2 separate regions of the Homo sapiens genome follow, and region 2 is linked to region 1. Evidence: read pairs that join two places in POLR2A ChIA-PET (ENCODE). Cell type or tissue: GM12878. All regions are shown on one strand. Each heading gives the region's core, and the rest is flanking DNA. Links, peaks and the distances in the headings are about the cores only. Region 1 has its middle 11 kb from the start of PDGFA-DT. Region 2 overlaps PRKAR1B (protein kinase cAMP-dependent type I regulatory subunit beta).

Region 1 (8,320 bases), core at 140-8,139:
CATTCCATCCGGTTTTGAGGGCCTCACCGCTGTCTAAAGGTGCAGGTTAGACATCGGGAGAGGCGAAGGAGCCAGGCCAAGCCCCCGCGCCCCTGACCTTCCTCGGCCTCTGCTGAGGGAAGAGGATGAGACGCCGGCCCTGCCCCATGGAAAAGACCCCAAATCGGGGTGACCAGCACCTCCCTTGAGCAGAAGCACAAATCTGACCTTCACCAGCAGGGCTGAGGTGGAGGGGACCCGAGCTCATGGGGCAGAGAAAGGAAGTGGCCTGTCGCGGCCAGAGAGAGGGGCAGCCAGAAAGCCACATGCATGTATGCATGGGAAGCACAGAAACTTCTAGAACAAAGAAAGTATGTGGGTGGGAGGGGGAGGAGGAAGGTTAAGCATACTGTACTTTTATTTATTCATTTGAGACAGGGTATCTCTCTGTCACCCAGGCTGGAATGCAGGGGCACGATCTCAGCTCACTGCAATGCCCACCTCCCAGGTTCAAGCGATTCTCCCACCTCAACCTCCCGAGTAGCTGGGACTACAGGAGGGTGCCACCACGCCTGGCTAATTTTTGTATTTTTAGTAGAAACAAGGTTTTGCCATGTTGGCCAGGCTGGCCTTGAACTCCTGGCCTCAAGTGATCTGCCTGTCTTGGCCTCCTAAAGTGCTGGGATTACAGGCGTGAGCCACCACAAGGCCAACCATATCTTAGAGCCACAATAATCAGAACAGTGTGGCACCCATGTGACCAGAGACCCCAGAAAAGGCTCTGTTGTAAATGAAGAATTTTAAAAGACATTGAAAGGATTGTGGATTAAATGCAGTTGAAGCTGTTCTAAAAAAAAAAAAATCTGATGAAATCCTCATTTTACCCCACACTAACTTCAGATGTATTAAAAATTAAGTTTATATATATATATTAAAAGGTTCAGGGATAAACTTGTACCACGTGAAGCAAGGATAGGCACACATCCCCTGCCACATTCCTGCCAAAGATGTTTAGCCCTGATCGGACCTCAAGGAAACAAGGAGACAACCCAGACTGAGACACATTCCACTTAACACCTGGCCTGACCTGCAAAAACATCATTGCCATGAGAAAAGCACCAGAGGGCGACCGTTCTAGACTAACAGGAACTTAAAAGACCTGACAACTCAATGCCATGTTCCATTCTTGATGGACTCCCACATTCAAACCAGCAGGCAGCTCAAAAGCTGATTGGGACCACTGGGGAAATATTAGATTACTTTATTGTATCACTGTTGAGTCCTTTGGGTGTGCTGATGGTGTGATGGTGGTGCAGGAGGACCTCCTTGTTCTTGGGTGATGCCATGGCAGTTGGGGTAAAGTGTCATGATGTTTGCAGCTTATTTTCAAATGGTTGGGAGGGGAATATAGATGATGGACAGACAAATGATGAATAGATAGATGATTGATGGAGGGATGGATAGATAATGAATGGATGGATGGATACATGGTGGATGAATGGATGCATAGATGAATGAATGGATGGATGGATTATGGATGGATAGGTGATGAAGGAATAGATGATGGACAGATGGGTAGATGATGGATGGATGAATAGAAAGATGGATGGATGGATAGATAATGGATGGATAGATGATGGATGATGGATGGATAGATGATGAATGGATGAATGGATACATGGTAGATGAATGGACGCATAAATGAATGGAGGGATTACAGATGGATAGGTGATGACGGAATAGATGATGGACAGATGGGTAGATGATGGATGGATGATGGATGAATAGACAGATGATGGATGGATGGATAATGGATGGATGGATACATGATGGAGAGATTGATAGATGATGGATGGGTGGATGATGGATGGACAGACACATGATGGATGAATGGATGGATAGACAATGGAGGGATGGATACATGATGGATAGATGGGTGGATGAATGGATAGAAGATGGATTGATGGATATAGATACATGATGGATGGATGGATAGGTGATAATGAATAGACAGATGATGGATGGATGGATAGGTGATACATGGGTAGATGGGTGGAGGGATTGATAGATGATGGATGGATAGATGATGGATGGATAGATGGACAGAAGATGAATGGATATATGATGGATGGATGGATGGATGAGTAGATGGATGGATGGATGGTAGAGTGATAGATATAGGTAGATAAATATAGAGATAGATATAGATAGAAATGAGAGATAAAATGGGGACAACAGGTGAATGAGGTGAGGGGTATACAGCTGTTCATTGTATTATTCTTATGACTTTTCTGTAAAATTGAAGTTTTCAAAACAAAAAGTGGTGGAAAAAAGCTAATTCCTATTTCCTAGTTTTCCCATAGTTTATCAAACTTCTAAAATGGAGAGAACGTTCAGAACTTAGAAAGCACAGAGCAAACCCCAAATAAAAGACTAGAAGGAGTGTTACGTTTCATGTTTTATTATTTTTAAAAGGCTCTCCAAACCTTTTTATTTTATTTTTTGAGATGGAGTTTCACTCTTGTTGCCCAGGCTGGAGTGCAGTGGCACGATCTCGGCTCACTGCAACCTCCACTTCCCAGGTTCAAGTGATTCTCCTGCCTCAGCCTCCCAAGTAGCTGGGATTACAGGTGCCCGCCGCCACACCTGGCTAATTTTGTATTTTTAGTAGAGATGGGCTTTCTCCATGTTGGTCAGGCTGGTCTGGAACTCCTGACCTCAGGTGACCCGCCTGCCTCGGCCTCCCAAAGTGCTGGGATTACAGGTGTGAGCCACCGCACACGGCCTTTCATGTTTTAAGTTTAAAAAAAAGACCGTTGGGTTTGACAGTGTAGACAATCGAAAGATCTCGTAAAAAATTTAAAATCTAAACAAATGGAATCCTTTAGTTTTGCGTTACACTTAATTTCCAGTGTCCCTGTGTTCTTATCTGCATGTACAGAACAACATATTTGCCACATTTTTAAAGCACATTTATATATCGGGGTCTCTGCTCATGCTCAGAAAACCACTGATGATGTGCAGGAGAATCACAGCTGGGAAGAAACACAGGAGGACCTTTTCCTTCATCACCAACCATGCCCCCCCCCAGCCTCCACCCCCGCCCCGAGGGAGAGGCCTGGGGAGCACAGGCTACTTTCTGAGCTTCCGGAAGTTGCAGGTCAACCTGGCGGCAATTTGGCACCAGGAGCCACCAGTGTGGCCGCGGCCCCTGACCCTGTAATCCCACATCGGGCACCCAGCCTAAGAAAACGACACGTTTGCTTCAAGGGCTCAGAGCACCAGGATTTAAAACAGCAACTAGGAACAACCTAAGATCCTAGGTGCTCCGAGATCAAGATGCCAGAAAATAAATCAAATCAAATCAAATCCCAGGCGCAAACGGCCCTCGTGTTCTTACCCCTCCTCTCGCTGTTGGAAATCGCGGCTCCATTTATGGGTGGACAGAAAGACAGCCTCCTAGCACCGGGCTTATAGCTTCCACGCCCTGTTCTTCTCCAAGCCCTCGCCCGGCGCTGCCCGGTCCTCAGGGCGCGACACGACGCTGCCCGCTGAGGCGTCAGAGCTTGGGGCTGCTTGTCACGTTTCCTCCACACCCAGCGTCCGGATGCTCTGTGATGTGTTAATGTTACTTCTCTAAGAATCACTGTTGCTTCTGGGGTTTTTTTGTTTCTGTTTTTGTTTTGAGACGCAGTCTCGCTCTGTCACCCAGGCTGGAGTGCAGTGGTGCAATCTCGGCTCACTGCAACCTCTACCTCCCGGGTTCACGCCATTCTCCTGCCTCAGCCTCCCGAGTAGCTGGGACTACAGGCGTCCGCCACCACGCCCGGCTAATTTTTTTGTGTTTTTCAGTAGAGACAGGGTTTCACCATGTTAGCCAGGATGGTCTCGAACTCCTGACCTAATGATCTGCCCGCCTCAGCCTCCTGAAGTGTTGGGATTACAGGCGTGAGTCACGGCGCCTGGCCCCAGAAATGCTGTTGCTTCTGTTTTATAAGAGGCACTGGGGCATGAAAAGCTATATCTCTGATGGGGCTGTGTGCCTGGCGGGTCCTGCCTGGCTCTGGCCCCCAGGTGCCCTCTGAACGGACAGTGCTGCCTGGGGACGCCCCTGGCCACACAGGCCAGCCCCCGCCACTGGGCCAGCAGAGCTGGGCTTTAGAGTTGACCTCCTGCCGACTGTGTGACCTCAAGCAACTCACGCTGACGCCCTGAGCCTCAGTTTACCCGTCTGGGATGCGATGACTGCCACTCCAGTGCTGCTGTGATGGGAAAAACAGAAGCCGTGCTGAAGACCCTCCCGGCCCCTGCAGACTTGCCACCAGCCTGGTCCCTGTTCCGCCAAGCCTGGGAGTGGGGCCGGGCAGGGGCAGGCGGGGCAGGGGCAGGGGCGGGGGGCGGGGGGCGGGGGCCAGGGTGGCAGGGGGTGGGGGGCAGTGCTCAGCGGGTGGGCTGGTTGGGGGCGTGGCTGTCCTGTGACGGTGCCGTGGCTCGGTGGGCTGGCCTCAAGGGGAGGCTGGAGGGTCTGGGTGACTCCTCTTCCTGGCTGAGAGAGACTGCTTCACCCACACTGCCCTTGGGGGCCAAGTGAGGTGTGGGGGCAAATGGCTTTCTTGTGAAACAGACTCCGAACACCCTGGGGTAGGCACCAAACCATGCTGAGGAATAAAGAGCTGAGAAGTGGGAGGGAGACAGTAAACTGAAGGAGAATAGGAAAGAGGAGGAAAAGGAGGTGAGCAGGGAGGTGAGCAGGGAGGTGAGCCACGAGGTGGGGGGTGAAACAGAGAGAGGAGGTGAGGGAGGAGGTGAGCCCCAGGGTGGGGTGAGAGAGGAGGAGACAGGGGAGGTGAGGGGGACAGGGGAGGTGAGGGGGACAGGGGAGGTGAGGGGGACAGGGGAGGTGAGGGGGACAGGGGAGGTGAGGGGGACAGGGGAGGTGAGGGGGACAGGGGAGGTGAGGGGGACAGGGGAGCCACGAGGCGGAGGGTGAAACAGAGAGGAGGAGATGGGGGAAGTAAGCCACAGGGTTGGGGGTGAGACAGAGAGGAGAGGGGGTGAGAGAGAAAGGAAGTAAAAGAGCAAGAGAAGGTGAGAGAGAGAGGAGGTGAGAGTCAGAGAGGGAAGTCCCCAGCCCCGTGCCCACTCCATGGCTGCCTGGTCTTTCCCCTCAGCCCACGCAGAGAGCAGGGGGAAGCTGGTCCTCCCACCCCAACGCCCGTCAGGACCACGCTCACATCACTGCAGCAGACGGGACTGCATACGTACAGCATGGTGCCAACCAGTGGGACATGGAGACACCATCTCTCTGACCCCCAAACAGAACCTGACGTGCGCAGGTGTCCTAAACCAGCAGGACTCCCCAGTAGGCCCTGCAGGTGCAAGATCGAGCTCCAGTTTGCGGCTGAGGAGACCCATTGACGTCCACGCTCATGGTGGCCCTGACCTGGGAGCTCAGGGGGTGAGGCCAGGCGGGGGAACTCCTGTGTCCTTGCTGAAGTTCTGCGTTGGGGGCTGGTGACCTGACTGCTTAGCCTCCTGCAGGAGGATCCAGCTGCCCGTCATCTCCCACCTGTGAGTTTCCAGACAGGAAGAGAGAAAGCCACAGCCCACCCCACCTGGGTCTATCCTTAGACATCATGACCCTTGGCTGTAATGACAAGAACCCAATGCATTCTGGCCCAAGAAAGCAAGAGAATGCATTGGTCTATGTACCTGTTGAGCTCAGGAGTGAGCAGTTTCAGGCATGGCTGGATCAGGGCCCTCGGCCCGTGTCTTCAGAGCTGTCTCCTGCCCTCATCTCCCTTTCACGGCGGCAGGAAAGCAGACTAACACCCTCGCTGCCCCAGACTCTTGGAGTGGCTGGATCAGGCACTGGGACCTCGTCTCCCTTTCACAGCAGCAGGACAGCAGACTGACACTCAGCCTCACACTCACTGCCCCAGACTCAGAGCTGCGAAGCTGCATCTCACTGGCTAAGTCTGGGCTCGTGCTGCCCCAGGTCAGTGACCATGGTTGGGGACAATGCTCTGCTTGGCCAGATCTGGACACAGCACCCAGGACCCCTAGGGTCACCAATGAGAAATGGCCCCCGGCCCTCCAGGCAGAAGAGAACACCACGCTCCTCCCTTCCCAGGCCTGCCTGAGGGGACTTCCCTGTCCTCACCCAACTGCAGCTCCCGCACTGTCCTGGCTGGGCGACCTGTGACCCCTGGCAACTGTAACCCCAGACATAGCTGGCGAGCACTTAGCTGGAGCACTGAGGCGTGGGGTGGGAGAGACCTGGGGCTCAAACCTCCCCTCTGAGTGACCTCGGCACACTCTTCCTCCTTGGGGTCTCACCCCCTGGCCATTGGGCGAGGATTCGGGTGAGCAGTGGGTGAGCTCTGAGGTCCCTCCCTGTCTGGACCACTGGAGAAGCCATTTTGGCCTGGGGCTGTTTTTCTGGACAGGAGAGAACAAAATACATCAGATAATCTTATCCTCGCCTCGCTGTGACCCAAGGTGCACCTCTGGGCTGTGGCACAGACTCCCCTCTGGTGGGATAGCATCCCCCTGCCCCTGCGTGGAAATGGCAGAAACCAGGCTTCCCCCAGCACCCGGGACGTCCAGTCCCGCGGGGTGCCAGACGTGGGTGGAGGGAAGGAGGGAGGTGGCAGCTCCGCCGCTGGCTGCTGTGCACCTTGGATGGGTTGCTTTCGTCTCTGAGCCCCGGTGGCCTAAAGGTGATAAGGCGCAATGCAGCCCACGTGGCTGCTAGTGAGGGCTGTTTACAGGAACACCGCAACAGGCTCAGCACAGACATGGTGCGTAGCCCAGGGCAGCTGGCACTCGTCCTGGCCTGGGGGAGAGGGCTGTGTGTGATGAGGGGTGCACAGACCCACTGCCTGGCATACAGCAGGTGCCCAGTGAACAGGAGCAATTCTGCCCCACCCTGGTGGGACAGGAGCCCGGTCAGTGCCCTGCTCTTCACAGCCTCGTCTGTTGGGCTGGACAGCAGGCAGCCCCCTGAGCCGCAGGTGCCCGGTGATCCCACCTAGCACAAGCCAGACCTTCCAAGCCCTCAGCCGCAGCCAGGACCACAGCGCACCCCTCATCCTCGAAATCCAAAATAATCCACACAGCAAACTGTGGTGTCCAGAATGATCCCCAGATCTGCTGACTGTAAACTTCTGGGTGAGATTACCAGAGAGGGCCCGTCACTCTGTCTCCCCACTCATCTCGCTATCTCTGTATTGCTGTTTCTGTTCTGGTCTCTCCCCCCGGTCTCTGTCTCCCTCTCTCTCCATCTCTCCCCATGTCTCTGTCTCTCTCCATCTCTCCATTTCTCTCTCTCTCGCTCGCTCACTCTCCCCCTTGCTTTGATAGTGTGATTTAAGACACTTCCATTCAACAGTATTTTAAGTTTTTGTAGCAACAGGATCTTGCTAAGTTGCCCAAGCTGGTCTCCAATTTCTGGCCTCAAGCTATCCTCCTGCCTCAGCCTCCCAAGGTGCTGGGATTACAGGGGTGAGCCACTGCGCCCGGCTGCATTCAACAGTATTTATTTTGCACGTACTGTGTACTCTGTGTCCACCCCGTTCTAGTCAGGGGACGCAGCAGGGACACAGTCCCACCCTCATGGGACTGGACATCTGGAAGGTGAGGATGGGTGACAAACACGTGAACCAGGGGCTTAACCTGCCTGTTGGACAGTCTGGCTATTTCAGCTGATGCGTTCAGCTCCAGAAAATAGAAACTCAGCCCAAACACAGTCAGGGATCTTACTGGGAAGCCCAGAGGCGGGATTCAGGAGAGGTCTGATCAAGGGTCCGGCTCCACATCTTGGTCCTCCTCTTGGGTTCCCTCATGGTGACAAGACGGCTGCCAGGAGCGGCTGGAGAGCCCTGGTTCTCGTCAGCAAGAAAGAGTGCGAACCACCCGTCTGCCTACCGGTAAGATCAATGAAGCTCTTTCTCAGAACGCAGTCCTTGGCCAGGGGGCTGAGATGCCCACTCCTGAACTGCCATCCGACCCATGGATCGCCTGTTGTGAAGAGCGCCACGACCTCGCCAGCACTGACCCCTCTGGTCAGTTCTCTTATCTGATAGGACATCACTGCAGCATTGCACACCTGCCCCCGATGTGCCGCCTTCTCCTGTTTCAGGACCCCCAGCCCTGTGTTCTGGAGTCAACCCCGGCTACTCCTTCCCGGGCTCCTCTTTTCTTTATTGTTTTATCTTGTGAGACAGGGTCTTGCTCTGTTGCCCAGGCTGCAATCACAGCTCACTGCAATTTCCACTTCCCAGGCGTAGGTGATGCTCCCACCTCAGCCCCACGAGTAGCTGGGACTACAGGTGCAAGC
Region 2 (8,320 bases), core at 216-8,215, 63 kb after region 1:
ACTCTGCTCCAAAGTATGTGCACATCAGCACAGCACGGCAGGACTCTGTCGCCCAAGGCACGCACCGGTGAGGAGAAGAGCTGCAGCTGAGAGCACAGAGCTGAACATGGCTGCAGGCCTGGTGGGCACAGCTGGGTGCAGCCACTGGAATCCTGGCCTGGCGGCACTGACCTTGCCACTCCAACGTGTGGCCCTCGCGTGCCCAGTCCAGGGGACCAAGAGACCAGCAGGGTGGGGGCGGGGCCCCGAGAGATGGGCACTTGGAGCCCAAGAGGCCAGCATCCGGGGAGAAAACAGCCCCAGGCCTTGCAAGTCACAGCAGACGCAGACGCAGGAGATGCAGGTGGGAACCCAGCCCTCCCCGATACCCAGGTCTCAGTTTCTCCATCAGCTCTGGGTCAGAGCAGCACTAAAATGGCTGTAAGCCCCAATTTTAGAGTCCAGGGGGTGTCCTATCTTCTGCCAAAGCCCTCCCCAAGGTCCCCTCTTTCTGGCAAAAGCCCACAGCCCAGCAGGTCCAGAAAAACCTCAGGAACTTGGCCCAAGACCAAGACGGTGCAGACGGCACTTCTCCACCCGCTGCGGGTGCCTGAACGAACCGGGCTTCCTCAGTGACAACGATCTTTTCAGAAACGCCGAGCCCAGGCCCGTCGGCAGCAGAAAGTGCCGCGTGTCTGCCCCCGAGAGCGGAGAGCGGGCCGGATGCCCGGGGCAGTGGCAGGCGCAATGACCCAGCCCAGGCCATTTTAGATTTCTGCCAGCCATAAAAAAAGCACTTCTTTTGAAAAATAATTTATAATTCACACTGACTGCCCAGCAATTACGCCCAGCCGGAGGAATGCAAGCGTGTTTTGCCCGGGGAACCTCAGACATTAAAGCCTCGTGCACCCGTCCATCTCTCGCGGCGGGGTGACAGCTGAAGGCTGCCAGGGGCCCCCGGGGGAGGGCCCGGCCCCAAAGACTGCCCCTTTTGGGATCATGTTCCTTCTGTGGCTGAGACGGTCGGTGAGGCAGGGCTGGGAGCTGGCCTCCGAGCTGGCCGGTGGGCACTGGGACCCCCACGTGGGGGCTCTGCAGTGTGTCTGCCGGCATCCCCAAGGGGGGCTTTGTGTGGGAAAAGGCAGGTGACCCCCATTTCCAGGTACAGGGCTTCCTCAAGCCCACGGCACGGGGAGGGCGGGGGCGCTAGAAGTGGCTTCTTAACACCGGTCCCACCCACTTCCCATGAGTCGGCTCGGGGGGCACGGGGCCTGGGTCCCGGCCTCAGCTCTGCCCCATCTTGCCAGCACCTACACACAGAAAGCCTGGAAAACTGGAGCGTTGATAACGGCTGCCAGGTGCAGCAGCTCACGCCTATAATTCCAGCACTCTGGGAGGCCAAGGCGGGAGGGTCGCTTGAGCTCATGAGTTTGAGACCAGCTTGGGCAACATATCAAGACTTCACCTCTATTAACAGAAAAAAAAAGGAAAAGAAAAATATATACAGCAGCCACTTCTCCAGCCTGGAGACGCACTGTCAGTGGGGTGAAATGACTGGTGATGCCTGACCCTCCCCACAATGGCCCCAGATGGCTGCAACACGGCCTCATCCCCTCACACTTCAAAGCCAGGAGGAGCAGATTCACACCACAGCCACACACCCCCAAAGTCGTGAGGTGAAGCCCACCAGAAAGCCAGCCCCGGCTCCCACGCACGGCTGTGGGGTTGGCAACTTCAGTCTGAAGGCACCGCTGTGGAACCCAGCGTGACAGACCCCAGGGCCAATGAGAAGAGAAAGAGGCCCAGGCAGGCGGAGCAGGGGTCGCCAGCTGTGAACGGTGCCCACTTTTCCTCCCACCAGGGCCTCCGTGAGGTGGACTTGCCAGGCAGGTCCCGGCTCTGATCCCCCCATGGATCAGGGTCCCCACGTGCACACTGTGTGACCCTCAGCACATCACGGCTGCCTCAGAGCTCCTGAGCCCACCGTCCCGCCCGAGTGAGGGTGCACACGGGCCCTCCCGGCTGCCGTGGCCTCACGTGGACACTGCAGGGCACTAAGCCCCGGTCGAGGCTCGGGGACCCTCCGTGACCTTAGCAGCGTCCTCGAGGCTACAAGTGACAAACTGCTTGTGCTGAGAAATGGAGAAGCCGCGTCCCTTCCCGGCCCCATTGGCTGTGCGGAGTCACTCCGGACACTGGTCCCCTCCTGGCCCCACTGGCTGTGCCGAGTCACTCCGGACATCGGTCCCTTCCCGGCTCCACCGGCTGTGCCGAGTCACTCCGGACACTGGTCCCCTCCTGGCCCCACTGGCTGTGCCGAGTCACTCCGGATACTGGTCAGCGGGGGCTGAGGGGCGGGGAGGGTCCAACCTCCACCAAAGACTCAGGTTCCAAGGGGGTCTTGGGCTCTGGATACCCCAGCACAGCCTCCACCACAGAATTCTACATCCATTGCTTCCAAACGCTGAGGTCCTGGGTAAGGATCAGGGTGAACAGAGGACTCCAAAGCTTACAAGAAAGAAAAATCAGGCCGGATACGGTGGCTCACACCTCACACCTATAGACCCAGCACTGTGGGAGGCTGAGGCGGGAGGATCACTTGAGCCCAGGAGTCCAAGACCAGCCTAGGTGGCATAGTGAGACCAGGTCTCTACAAAAAACAATTTTTTAATTAGTCAGGCGCGGTAGCACACGCCTGTAGTCCCAGCTACTCGGGAGGCTGAGGAGGGAGGATGGCTTGAGCCGGGGAGGCGGAGGCTACAGTGAGCCGAGATTGTGCCACTGCACTCCATCCTGGGTGACAGTGAGACATTGTTTCAAAAAAATTAAAAAAAACAAAAAGGTAAGAAAGAAAAAGCAAGTCTGGGGAGTGCTGGCCCCGGGCTGGGCCCCTGCCTGGGAGCCTAGAGGTGGGGTCACCCCATCCTTCCTCGGATAAAACGTGAAGCGGTGGAGGAAAGAGACGGGCATCAGGGAGTCTCCCAGATCAGACACTCTGGGATCCTAAACTGGAGTCAGCGTTCACATTTTGGGCGGTGGTCTACTTCCTGGAGACACCAGACCGGGTCTCCCGCGTCCCCCAGGTCCCAGCACGTCCCAGCTCGGGACTAAGGCAGAAACAGGAGCTGTGTGAGGAGCTCGGGGCCAATACAGAAACAGACACCATCCTGCAAATGCTCCCGTCCAAACCAGCCCGGCGCGGCCAGCTATTCTTAGCGCACAGGGACCCAAAATTAAAACAGAGGAAGCGCCAGCTCCCTCAGTGGTTTGGGAACTTCCCTGAATATAAGGTTCCAGCCACAAAAATCCCCCAGCCGGGAGCGACAGGGCGTCAAGGATGGTGGGGAAACGGCTTATGCAACGCCGGGCCAGGTGCGCCCAGAGGAGATGGGAACCGCTGTGCCCTCTTCCTGCCCCAAAACCGCTCCAGCCCCTCTCAGGGGGAGGGTGTCTCAGGGGACCCCTCCCACGCGGCGACAGAGGCCTCCCAGTGAAGGCAGGAGTGAGCGGGTTCAGACAGAAGAGAGGGAGCGTGCAACTCCTCCCAGGAGGCTGCACATCATCTGTTCTGTGTACTGGAGTATCCCCAGCAGCACAGGAGCCCCAGACCCAGGGTGGGCACCCCAGCAATGCCCCACAGGTGCATAAATGAGAAGCTCATGGGGTGCAGAATCTGATGAAACAGCCGCCCCAAAGACTGTGCGAACGCGCCATCCACAAAACACAAGAGCCGGCATCGCCGTGGGGCCGGGACAGGCCAGCGCCAGCAGGACACCGTCTCTCAGCTGGCCCATGGCCATCAAATCCTTGTTCCCCAATCAGACGACGCACTTCCAAGAGGGAAACCCAGGGTTGAACTTGCTCTCCCAGCTCACGGGGCTCCATCCTAAACCATCCCCCAGGACTCTCCCCAGTCCTGCCCTTGGGCGTCCTGGAACTGTGGCTCCCTCCTTAGGAATCACACCCACCCAGGCTGGCCTTCCAGGAGTCAGCCAAGCCCCCTAGAAGACACCAGGCCATTCACCTCCTGCCATAGCAACCAGGCTGGCCTCGGGCATGGAGTGGAGGGAACCATCCCAAGCAGGGGATGGAGGAGAGGCCGAGGACCCCGGCAACACCCACCTGGCTCAACCCCTCCTCGGCCGGGCTGGACCCCGGGACCCCAGGCCCCGAAGGAGAGGGCTCGGAGCAGACGCTGTCCGGGGCTGCATTGGCAACAAGCCCACCGCCACCAGGTTCTGCTGTGTCACCCCCAACCAGCTCAGAGGAGCCCCTGGCCCAGCGGTCATGGCTAGGTAAGGACAGAGTGGAGGGGTGCGGCCACCCAAACCACAGGCGCTGGCTCCTGGAGGCCTCTGCCCAGCGATGGGACAGAAGGAGCTGAGGAGGAGACCTGAGGCCATAAGGGGACACCTCCAAACTATGAAGGAACCCCAAGACCATGAGGGGACCCCCTAGACCACAAGGGGACCCCAAGACCATGAGGGGACTCCCCAGACCACAAGGGAAATCCCAAACCATAAGGGGACCCCTAGACCATGAGGGGACTCCCCCAGACCATGAGAGGACCCCAAATTATGAGGGGACCCCAAGACCATGAGGGGATCCCCTAGACCATGAGGAGTCCCCCCCAGATCATGACGAGACCACCCAAACCACAAGGGGACTCCAAACTATGAGGGTCCCCAGACCACCAAGGGACCCCAGACACTGTGGCAGACCCAGAGCTTCCCAGGATGAATGGCCGCACGGGGTGCTGTCTACGCTCACTGGATGGCCCCAAACCGGCCCAGGGAACTGGGTCCACATCTGGTCACAGCTGCCCTCAAGCTCCCACCGTGGCTCCTGAGCACTCTGACAGGGTGCTTCCTGCAGAAGCTGCGGGTCCTCGGCCTGGAGCCCTCCCCGCCCTCTCTGGACAGCGCCTCACTGCCCCACGCGGGAAGGCCTCCTCATCCACACAGGCCCCTCAGCCCTGGCCCAGCCCTGTGCTGCTGTTCCTCGGCCCTCACGCTCCTGGGCTGCTTCCGGCACCCGGGCGTCCTGCCCTGAGGCTCTGCTCAATGCCACCTTATCAGGGGGGTCTCTGAGGCCCCTCCACGGAACAGCAGTCCCCCCCGCCCCACTCCGTCTGCCTCCACCTGCTTCTCGGCTTGGTCCTTCTCCACAGGAATCACCCTCTGGGGCCGGGTGTTCACGGCCGCCTCCACCAGGACAAGACTCCAGCTGCCCTGCCTGTGTTCCCCACAGACCTGCACCCAGAACAGGGCCTGGCAGGTGGGGTGTGTGCGGGGAGGGCGTGGAGGGTCTCCTCTCCCTGGAAAGGGTCCTCCCCGGGCTCCCCACGAGCTCACCTCCAGGAGCCCCTACAAACACCAGCCGTGGCAGCTGAATCGGCCCATAGCACCCCCGCCGCCCACAGCAAGCACAGGCATACACCCACGTGTGCACACAACACACACAGTACAGGGTACGTGGCTCAGAGTAGATCTGGCCACATATAAGAAAAAAAGCTAAAAGCCCAAGAGTCAGTCCCCACACACAGGAAGCCCGTGGGTGAGCAGCCACCGTGTCGGCAGGGAACCACGCTCCTCACACCTCTTTGCTCCATCACCATGGTGAGTGGGTTTCACGCTCATAGTCACCTCCTGGCCCAACATGGCAGCTGGAGCACCAGCCATCACAACCACAGTCCAGACAGTGGGAAGGAGAAAAGGAGGACGGTGAAGGGGCCTCCCCAGCCACCTGTCTTCTAAGAAGCTTCCAGAATCCCTCCACCCCTTTCCACTCCTCTCACAGGCCAGATCTGTCAGGGAGGTTGGAAGTGTCTTTTCTCCAGGTGCATCCCCACCTTGAATAGAGCTAGGGTTCCCAGGGACGCCTGGCCAAGGGTGGGTGTTGGCCTTCTCTGTGCTTGGGCACCAACTCACCATAAGGATGCGCCGGTAGCTGTCCCGGTCGATCCCCCAGAGCTTGAGGTCCGTCTTGGCTTTCACGGTCGCAGCCCTGGGGGTGCCGTAGATGAGCGCCAGCTCCCCGAAGCTGCCTCCCTCGCTGATGTTGGTCACCCACTCTCCGTTCACGTACACCTTTGGGGAGCAAGAGAGAGAAGTGTCACGGGGGCCAGGCAGGGTGACCTCCTCTGCATCCCATACAGAAAGTCCCCCTTAGCTCTCTCCAGAAGAGGGTCCCCGCAGGGCGGGGCACAAGCCCTTTCGCTTGTGGGCAGAGCCCTGCGTTCCCCAGCAATGGGCCTGTGGACCCCAGTGCTCACCCCACCCCCAGCCCTGCTGAGAGCCACGGTGGGACAGCATCAGACCTCCACAGCAGGAGGGCCCAGCCGCCAGTGCCAATGAGACAACCACACCAGAGGCGGACGCACCCGGCCCCCGCTCTGCGGCACAGCGGCCCCAGCCTGACTCCCAGGCAGTGTCTGATTCAATCCGTCAACTTCTCACTCAGCCTCTCTGGGCCTCAGTTTCCCTAGCTGCACCGTGATGAGCTGGAGCCTGTGATCCCCACGGGGCTCTGCTCTGGGGACCTGTGTGCTTCCTCTCCACCCCAGGCCATTCCTCTGTCCCCACCTCCACCAGCACACACCACTGGGCCCCGAAGGAGCCGGGCGGCCTCAAGTGCAGACCTCTCCTGCCAGGGCCTCCCTCCCTACAGGCAGCGCCTGAGCTCCTCGGGCTGGAGTCTGAATGGGCGCCCTATGGCTGGGCGCTGCGGCCGAGCTGCGCCTGGGAAGGAGCCCAGACAAGATTCCCTTTCAGCCCGGGTGGGCCGCCGCCCCCGCACAGGGTGCCTACTATGCATTGAGCATCACAGTTGGGTCCGTGCAAGAATGGTGCAGATTGTTTATTATGCAGTGATTATGCAGATTCCGTTACTATAAATTGACACAATACACGCTTTATCCCCTCTGGGTGTCAATGAGCTTAAAGAATAGTTCCCATTGGCAAAGCAGTTCCCATTGGTTGCATATCGGGAAAGAATGGATTGCAATGAATCATGGAATCAATTCTTACTGAAATCAATGACTCATTATCTGGATAATAACTGAGGCACAGAGTCTTCTATCTGAAAGAAAAGGCCACGCAGGTGTAACTCCACAATTAGGTACAAGTGAGCGCTGGGGAGAACTGGTCGACCACGAACTTTCGGAGGCACAGGGGCGACTGCTGTGCAAAGGCAGACTCTGCCTGGCGGGGATGTGGGGATCATCTCCACCTGGCCCACCAGGCTCCCCAGTTCCTGGAGGGAGGCTGGAGCAGGATTACGGGGCAGAAGAAACACCAGCTTCCCCCCAGTGATCCCCTCCAGGAATCAGAAGACGGCCGTCCTTCCACGGAGCCAGAGAGTACCCACCCGCGCGTGCAGGGATACGTGGAGGAGGCAGCAACTCCAGCGTTTTAGGGGCGAGGGGACCTCAGAGAATGCCCTCCAGAACCTCTGCCTCTTGCTTCTCAAAGGGGACCCAGAGCTAGGGGAGGACTGGCGATGAAGCCGGGGGAAGGGCCTGCGATGGCCGGGGCACAGCCTGGCCTGCGGGCGATGAAGCTGGAGAGGGCCTGCAATGGCCTGGGCACAGCCTGGCCTTCCGCCTCGCAGTGGACACTCCCACTTTGCCTAAGGTTTTGTCAAAACCAGTTTATGGAGGCAGAACTTGCAAATAGGAACGTGCCCAACTCTTGCAGCACAGTGAGTTTCACATCGCTCAGATCGGGGCCTCACAAACTCCCAGGGGACTCTTCCCCAGAGGGATCCGGAGCTCACCCTGTGGGTCTCACCGTGTCTATCCACGCTGCAGGTGACGGACTCCAGGGTCCACAGCACGTCGTGCTGCCAGGAGCATCCCTGTACGTGACATGCACGCCTGGGGTGGCAGTCGCCACTGGCACAGCTTCAGGAGGCATTCTGCACTAAACACCATCACCCTCCAGCACCCTCCAGACTAAACACCATCACCCTCCCTCCAGCACCCTCCGCACTAAACACCATCACCCTCCAGCACCCTCCACACTAAACACCATCACCCTCCCTCCAGCACCCTCCACACTAAACACCATCGCCCTCCCTCCAGCACCCTCCACACTAAACACCATCGCCCTCACTCCAGCACCCTCCGCTCTAAACACCATCGCCCTCCCTCCAGCACCCTCCACACTAAACACCATCACCCTCCCTCCAGCACCCTCCACACTAAACACCATCACCCTCCAGCACCCTCCACACTAAATACCATCACCCTCCCTCCAGCACCCTCCACACTAAACACCATCACCCTCCAGCACCCTCCACACTAAACACCATCACCCTCCAGCACCCTCCACACTAGATA

The links. ChIA-PET counts read pairs that join two places held together with the same protein. Peaks named below come from ENCODE experiments on the same cell type or tissue, not always from the same donor. Only the 100,000 strongest peaks of a DNase experiment are listed, where the experiment ranks them.
Region 2: POLR2A ChIA-PET joins it to region 1 with 5 read pairs; 3 of 35 experiments call an interaction of 5 or more read pairs at or near these places.

What each region holds. Positions count from the first base shown.
Region 1 is chr7:526,821-535,140 of GRCh38, forward strand. No RefSeq gene overlaps it. Among named protein-coding and RNA genes, the nearest start is that of PDGFA-DT, 11 kb to the left of the region's middle. RefSeq lists a silencer at 3,867-4,063 and an enhancer at 6,202-6,759. In GM12878, for the core only: no CTCF peak of the experiment used is centred there; a DNase peak (open chromatin) is centred at 5,131.
Region 2 is chr7:590,237-598,556 of GRCh38, forward strand. It overlaps PRKAR1B (protein kinase cAMP-dependent type I regulatory subunit beta), which reads right to left. Exons shown (of 11, transcript NM_001164760.2): 7 at 5,910-6,068. Among named protein-coding and RNA genes, the nearest start is that of PRKAR1B-AS1, 8.4 kb to the right of the region's middle. RefSeq lists a silencer at 773-919. In GM12878, for the core only: no CTCF peak of the experiment used is centred there; a DNase peak (open chromatin) is centred at 3,315; H3K27ac peaks cover 987 bases.